Regions from separate parts of the Mus musculus genome. Here region 2 is linked to region 1. Evidence: chromatin contacts called from ENCODE POLR2A ChIA-PET data. All regions are on one chromosome and are shown on one strand. The core of a region is the stretch at or near the end of the contact, and the rest is flanking DNA. Distances in the headings are between cores, read along the strand shown. Region 1 holds the start of Rp2 (retinitis pigmentosa 2 homolog). Region 2 holds the start of Rbm10 (RNA binding motif protein 10).

Evidence for each region. ChIA-PET counts read pairs that join two places held with the same protein, here RNA polymerase II (POLR2A).
Region 2: POLR2A ChIA-PET joins it to region 1 with 10 read pairs in embryonic stem cell. The contact joins the promoter of Rbm10 here to the promoter of Rp2 in region 1. POLR2A ChIA-PET finds 5 or more read pairs at or near these places in 4 of 5 experiments (Patski and embryonic stem cell).

What each region holds. Positions count from the first base shown.
Region 1 is chrX:20,362,832-20,366,190 of GRCm38, forward strand. It overlaps Rp2 (retinitis pigmentosa 2 homolog), which reads left to right and starts at 1,650. Exons shown (of 5, transcript NM_133669.5): 1 at 1,650-1,997. The coding sequence starts at 1,905.
Region 2 is chrX:20,615,739-20,619,097 of GRCm38, forward strand. It overlaps Rbm10 (RNA binding motif protein 10), which reads left to right and starts at 1,765. Exons shown (of 24, transcript NM_145627.3): 1 at 1,765-2,313. It overlaps Ndufb11 (NADH:ubiquinone oxidoreductase subunit B11), which reads right to left and starts at 1,881. Exons shown (of 3, transcript NM_019435.5): 1 at 1,322-1,881; 2 at 1-106. The coding sequence starts at 1,522.

The sequences.
Region 1 (3,359 bases), core at 400-2,899:
TCAATTCCCAGCAACCACATGGTGGTTCACAACCATCTGTAATGGGCTCTGATGCCCTTTTCTGCTGTGTCTGAAGAGAGTGACAGTGTACACACATACATAAAATAAACAAATAATTTTAAAAGGGTGTGCTCAAAGCAATGAGTTTTAGAAATTCTTTCTCTAAAATTAGTTTTATTGAGTTGTGTCTTTATGAAGAACATGATCCATGAGGGACAGAGGATCTGAATTTTTCTAGTTCTTGCTCAATTCCATTCATTGTGACCACAGATTCATCCCTGGATTTCAGCTTCTTATTCTGCACTCTGCAGTGATCAAACTTTTGCTATTCTATGAATATAAATTAGCAGCAGGGCTCTAATACAAAACTATCCTCACATAGAACTTTGATCTGACTGAAGAAAAAGGCAGTAATGCACAGCTTTTATTGTCCAAGACCTGGAGCTTAACTTTCAGGTCATTTATAATTCTTAAGCACTGTACCCTTCTTCCTGGTTGTACAAAAAGGGCAGGAAGTGAAAGGAGGAACAATCTTAATGCCCAAATTGAGTCAGAGGCTCTTTTAGAATCTACATTAAATGTGATAGGTATGGTCAAGTAAAAAGATAAACAAATTTGAAAGTGCTAGTCTGCATTTGATGTCTTATCATGATGTTTTAATACTGTATCTCAGAGAAATCAACTTATTATGAAAGCAATACATGGGCATTGTACTCAAAGTCCACCCAAATACAACAAATGTTAATGATTGTGTATATTTTTATGTTTTCACGCGAACTTTGTACCATTTGCTTTGAACAGATCAGGTTGTTTATATGATAGGGTTTATATCCTCTATTAGACTTTGCACTGCTTGAGTTCCTAAAGCTCCTTTGTGGTGAGTCAACATGCCTCTCTTACCCTCTATAGTTGGACTACTGTCTTTTGGAAGAGATTGGAAAAAGGTTATATGTGCTTCTGTCATTGGATGCATAAGCTGAGAGATTCAAAGGTACATGCCTTTTTGTAATATCCTTTTGCTCCCAGATTCACTGTTCTAGTAAGGAGACAATACTAGGTTTTTATCCTAAATACTTGTCCAATTTTGGAGAGATAAGTGGAAGCTTTTAGACATCCCTCAAAGGATTGGAGAGATGGCTCAGTGTTTAAGATCATTTGCTCCTCTTGCAGAGGATCCAGGTTCGCTCCCTAGCACTTGCTTGATGGCTTACAACTATTAGTAACCAGGAGATTTGAGCCCTCTCCTGACCTCTACAGACACCAGACATGAACAGTTCGACCAGAAGCTTGTGGGTTCCCTAGAAAGGTACTGAAAGGGAGGAGTGAAGGACACAAATTTGTTTTACAAAATCAGCAAGATTTTTTTCCCTAGCAATTTTTGTCATAAAACAAGTCCACTACTCTGTATGGCATCCCCTCCAGAGCTTAAATTTTGGAAACTTTCGAAATTTGAGCACCGGGTCAGGAAAAGGTACTCAGCCCAATCAAACAGCAGCCAGCTAGCCCAGCCTAGTTCACTAGAGGGGAGAAGCTGGGGGTGGAGTAGGACCGACCTGGGGACGGGGCCCTCGGTGAGAGCACCTGAGCTGGCCAGCCCCCCGCTGACGTAGGATTGGTGAATGAATACTTTGGCCTGAGCTCATAGGAGCAGAGCAGCTTGCGAGGCATTGATTGGCTCAGAGGCTGCTGCCCGCTTATTGGTTGCCATAGGTCGTCACGGAGACCTAGGGGGTTGGGCGGAGAAGGGTGTTGGGCCTGGCGGGAGTGCTGAGGGTTCCTGGCGGCGGGGCTGCTCCCCTGGGCGGTGTCCGGGGAGCTGTTGGCCGAGTCACCCTGGCTTCCCGCCACCCTCTGAAAGGTGTCTGAGCGAGTGGGGTCCACTACCAAGACCCTTAGGCCGCACCATGGGCTGCTGCTTCACTAAGAGGAGGAAGAGTGAAAAGGCTGAGGGAGAGGAGGAGCAGCCCAAGCTGTACAGCTGGGACCAGCGGGAGAAGGTGATGTTTTGGGGATCCCTTGCTTTGGGCCCTCCTCGGCTGCCCTTTGCAGCAGATGAAAGCGGGCAGTTTGGCGGGTGGCCCACAACTGGCTTTCACTGGCGCGCACAGGCAGCTGAAGTCGCACGACTTTGGGGGCGGGATGTGAAGGGCCCAAAGGAGGCATAGAGTTAGTGGTCAGCCTAACTAGACTCCCAGGGCCTCTCTGTAGGCTCTGCACCCCGACTCCGGATTCTAGAAAGGACTCCAGGGAGGGAAAGAGCCAGGAAGGTGCTGAATCTCCAATCAGCTCATTTCACCAGCGTTGGCCAAAGGGGTTTGGTCCAGTGGTCGAATTACACACGCAAGACTGGTTCTCATCTTTTCTGCGGTTTGTATTCCCAAGCTGTTACTCTTTTGTCTGCTCTCCTCTGAAAATCGCTTTTGGTGCCTCTTGGTGTTACTCAGTTATTAAATGGACTGTTTCATGTCTACCTTTATTCTCGTCTTCCATTTATCAGAAAAGAATAATGAAAATTGAGGCAGTCTTGGAGTGTATTGTGTAAGGTGAAAGTACCCAACACAAACCAGGAAGTAGTTTATTATTGCAGCTTTATATGAACGAAAATGCCATATATATATATATGTACACACACACATACACACACACATATATACATATGTGTGTGTGTATATATATATATATATATATATATATATATATATATATATATATATATATATATATATATATATATATATATATATATATATCTCAAAAGGTTTGAAAAAGTCTCCTAATCTTGCACAAAACACACTTACTTAGGCATACATTTCACAATGGTTCCTCTTTCTACAAAGTTCTTCTTTTCTTCTTAGTGTAGTTGCTTTGTAAAACACTTAATAGACATCAATTATTATAGTTTCTCAAACAAAATAAGAACGCTTGTTCTTTTAAATGGGTGTCATGAACAGTTAACTATTGCTTAATGCAACAACTTTGACCAGAAGTACTAAAGTCTTGTTTTGTTATAACCAGTCATCCTGCATCCTTGTTTGGTATGACAAATCATCCTGCATCATTTCAAATCCCCAGCAGAATTTAGGCATTCATATAAATGACATTTTCAAAATGTTGGCTTTTAACAAATGGAAGCTGAATTCTCAGGCTCAGCTTTTTGCCTTTGACTCTGAAACCTTTCTTAGGCCATGTGGCCTTTTGTTCCTCTTATATAGCAGTATTTTGTCATGTAGGAAAGTGTTGTATTTTCTGTCTTATATGAAGATTGTACCCATCAAAATCATTTGGTAGGAGGATTTTGAAGTATTCATTTTCAACAGCCTTGGGATTTCTAATAATGCTGTTTAAATTTTTTCTCCCCA
Region 2 (3,359 bases), core at 515-3,014, 250 kb after region 1:
AGGTGGTCCCAAAGACCAGGACGATGGAAAAACCAAAGAAGAAGACAGCTCGCATATTCCAGACGTCCACCACAGGGTCACTATCATAACCATGAAAGTCAGGGTTCTGAGGAGAAGGAGAGGTCAATTAGGGCTTCTTGCTGCTCCATAAAGTTATATCCTGGCCTTGCATGACCTGGTCTCTAATCCGCCCTCCAATCTCTAACCAATCTCTTATCCCTGATTAAAATCCTTTCTCTACTTTTAGGATACGTGAAATTCCTTCCCACCACAGGGCTGTGACATTTGCTGCTCTCGAGGCCTAGAAAGCTCTTCTTCCAAATCTAATCACCACTGAATTCATCACCATCTCCCCATCCAAGATTTTGACTTTCTTTCCAAATGAATAATTGGCCTCACGTACTTGTTTGGGAGTGCTCACCCTGTCTGTTAAGTTTCATCCTTGGAAAGTGCTATTTATAAAGATTAAAAAAATGTTTGGATATTGGCAATTTCCTATGGGTCCACTTATTCTATAGGACCCTATAATAATTTAAGATCTTCAATCAGATGTTAATGTTGAATATACTAGGCCTTTTCAAAAACACAAACCTCACAATATCCTCAGTAGAGTGGAAATGGCAATAATAAACACCTTCTAATTTGGAGTACTTCTGAAGTAAGTGGTAAGAGCTGCAGTGACCATTCTGACTCATATGAAGCAGGTGTGTTTTTCTTAGCTTTCCTAGTACTTTTCTCACTTTACAAAGAAACCGAGGCACCAAGAGATTAAATTACTTGTCCAAGGTCATACAAGTGAATAATTTTCAACCCAAGATGTCTGACTCCAGAATCTCTGCTCTCCATAAAGCACAGGAATTCAGTCCTGAATGCAAATAATCAGCTCCATGACCTACTCAAGCTGTGATCTTGGGCTAGCAACTTGTGTTTTAGTATCCTCATCTATGTCACTGTAACAGTTACAGTGCCTACTTCAGTAACAGTTATAGTGCCTACTTCAAAATCACGCTACTTTAGAATTGAGATGAGTAAATAGATACAAAGTGTCTAGCACAGCCTGGCATTATGCACGTGTTACCTTAGAGTTTAGTATTACCCTAATTATAAAGTTTCTAACATGCTTTGGGTGCTGCCCTCTTTCAGTGTGATTTCTGACTGCAAATAAGGCAACGAAAGAGAAAAACAAGCTAGGCAAAATTTCTGAATATTCGAAGATTTTGTCCACTGCTCAAATCTCGGGCCGGAGAATGTCCGCTTTGACACTGGTTTCCCTGGTCCAGATTGGCCCCTACAGCGTCCCGTTTTCCCCCCTCCCTCTCACCTTCGCGTAGACGTTTTCGTCCTCGGGTTCTGGGTCCTCCTGCCACTGCATGGTCGGTTCTCGTTGCCGCTTTTTCTCCACACCGGATGGGGCGATTACAGCCCTGGAGGACTCCCAGCGAACGCGAGCAGCCGGGAGCCCTCTCATCGCCCCCGCTGCTGACAGGCAGCGACCATACAAGCTTAACAGTCGGGCCGCCATGACAGCTTGTACTGCGGAGTCCTGGGGGGCGGGGGGGGGGAGGGAGACGGAAATACAATGTGCGCAGCTGCGGTTGATCCCAGCGCGATTTTTGTCGCTCCGCCCTTACCTTGCTAAATAGATCCCCGGCCTAAGTTTGTTTACGAGTTCGGCGAGGTGCGGACTCTATTTTGCCTCCCACGCCGTGTCGCTACCGAATCAACGTTATCATTTCTGTTAGTCTGGGAGAGAGTTGTTTTTGAGAGGTCTGTTCATTTTCTTCGTAAGAAGAAAGCGGTGACATCTAGATGGCCCTGTAGGGAAAGAGGTGGAGCTTCTAGTTGTCTTTCAACTTCAAAGGACAGCAAGCTTCTAAAGAGCGGGCCTCTTAGGGGTAGCCAATAGCTACTCTTTTTTCTGGACTCCTGGGCCGTTCTCACAGGGAATGGGGAGGTAGCATATGCTTGCCAATCAGAGAATGCCAGGGCCAGCCAATGGTGACCGGCAACCAATCGTCAAGGCCGGCCAGAGCGCGCTCCCTTAGTAGGTGGATGGTGGTCGGATCGCCGGCTCTCTTCTCGTCGCCATTTTGTGTTGGTGACTGTGGCCGGCTAGGAGGAGGTGGCACCGAGTTTCCTTGGGAGGGCAACGCGTCGGTCGCGTCTCCCCTCCCCCTTTCCTCCTTTTTGCTCCCAGTCTTGGACTTGGTAGTTGCATGCATTGGCTCCCATTTGAACTAACAGTTCTGAAGGAGGTGGTGGCGGGCGGAGGTGATGCCTGGGAGCCCTCCCTTGACAGCCCGGGCCGAGAAGGTGAGCGCCGTTGCGGGTCGTGGGATCGGAGGTAAAGGAGCTGGGCGCGTGGGAGGGGGAGAGGGCCGGTGTGCATAGAAGAGGCGCGGGGACGGACTGTACCCTCGGAGTTCGCACAGAGCTGAGGGATGCCTGCACAGCCTGCACCTGAAGAGGGGGTATGGTCCCCCACCCCAGCTTTTTTCTTATGAAAGCAAAAGCGCGTGCGCGATTGGGACGCGGGATGGGTGCACGCGGGTTGGGGGAAGGGAGAGACAGATGGGAGTGGGGTACTGTGACTTACTGTATTTGCCCACCGAACTTTTTATCTTTTGAAACGCGCGTGTTTGCGACTTTGCGGGGGGTGTTCTTAGAGGAGGGTTGTGCTGACTGCCCTTGTTACTTAACTATCCACGGGGAAATACTCTGGCTGCGGCCTCTATTCATTTATGTGGTGGGAATGAGGGTGACAAGCGCGGAGAAAGAAAGTGAATATGGTTTTTATCCTTGGGGTCTGTATCTGACCTCTGATCCTTATCAGGAAGCAGGCTTGTTACTGATCGACCCCAACTTAGTTAGTTTGGGGAGGGGGTGCAGAGAATATATATATCCGGCGTTTCTTCTTTTGGGAGTTGTATCTGTAACAGTGAGGTCTATATATTCAAAGGGAAATCCGTTTAATTGTGTCTCTTATAGGTATCCTGTGATCCTGGCCCTTGGCTATTTTGGGGGCTTGTCTGTAACTTTGTTTCTTTTCTGTGCTGTGTATGCAACAAAATTAGACTCATTCTTTTGCCATTGAGCATTTTGTGTCAGGTTCTCATCCACTGGGGTTCCTGCCTGTGATTCTTTTCCCCATCTGGGGGAAGTTAACTGATCCTTGAGTTGGAAGAGAAAATAGGTACTTAAGAGAAAAGGTGTTGTGGCAACCTACCGTTGGGCAAGTACTATACCCGCCTAGCTTTACTTGGTTCCTGTACAAATGGGTGGCAGCTAAAGATTCAGGGGTAATTTTGATCTCTGGTTGGGTCATGACACTCTCAGATCTTGTACTTCTCAAGGCAGTC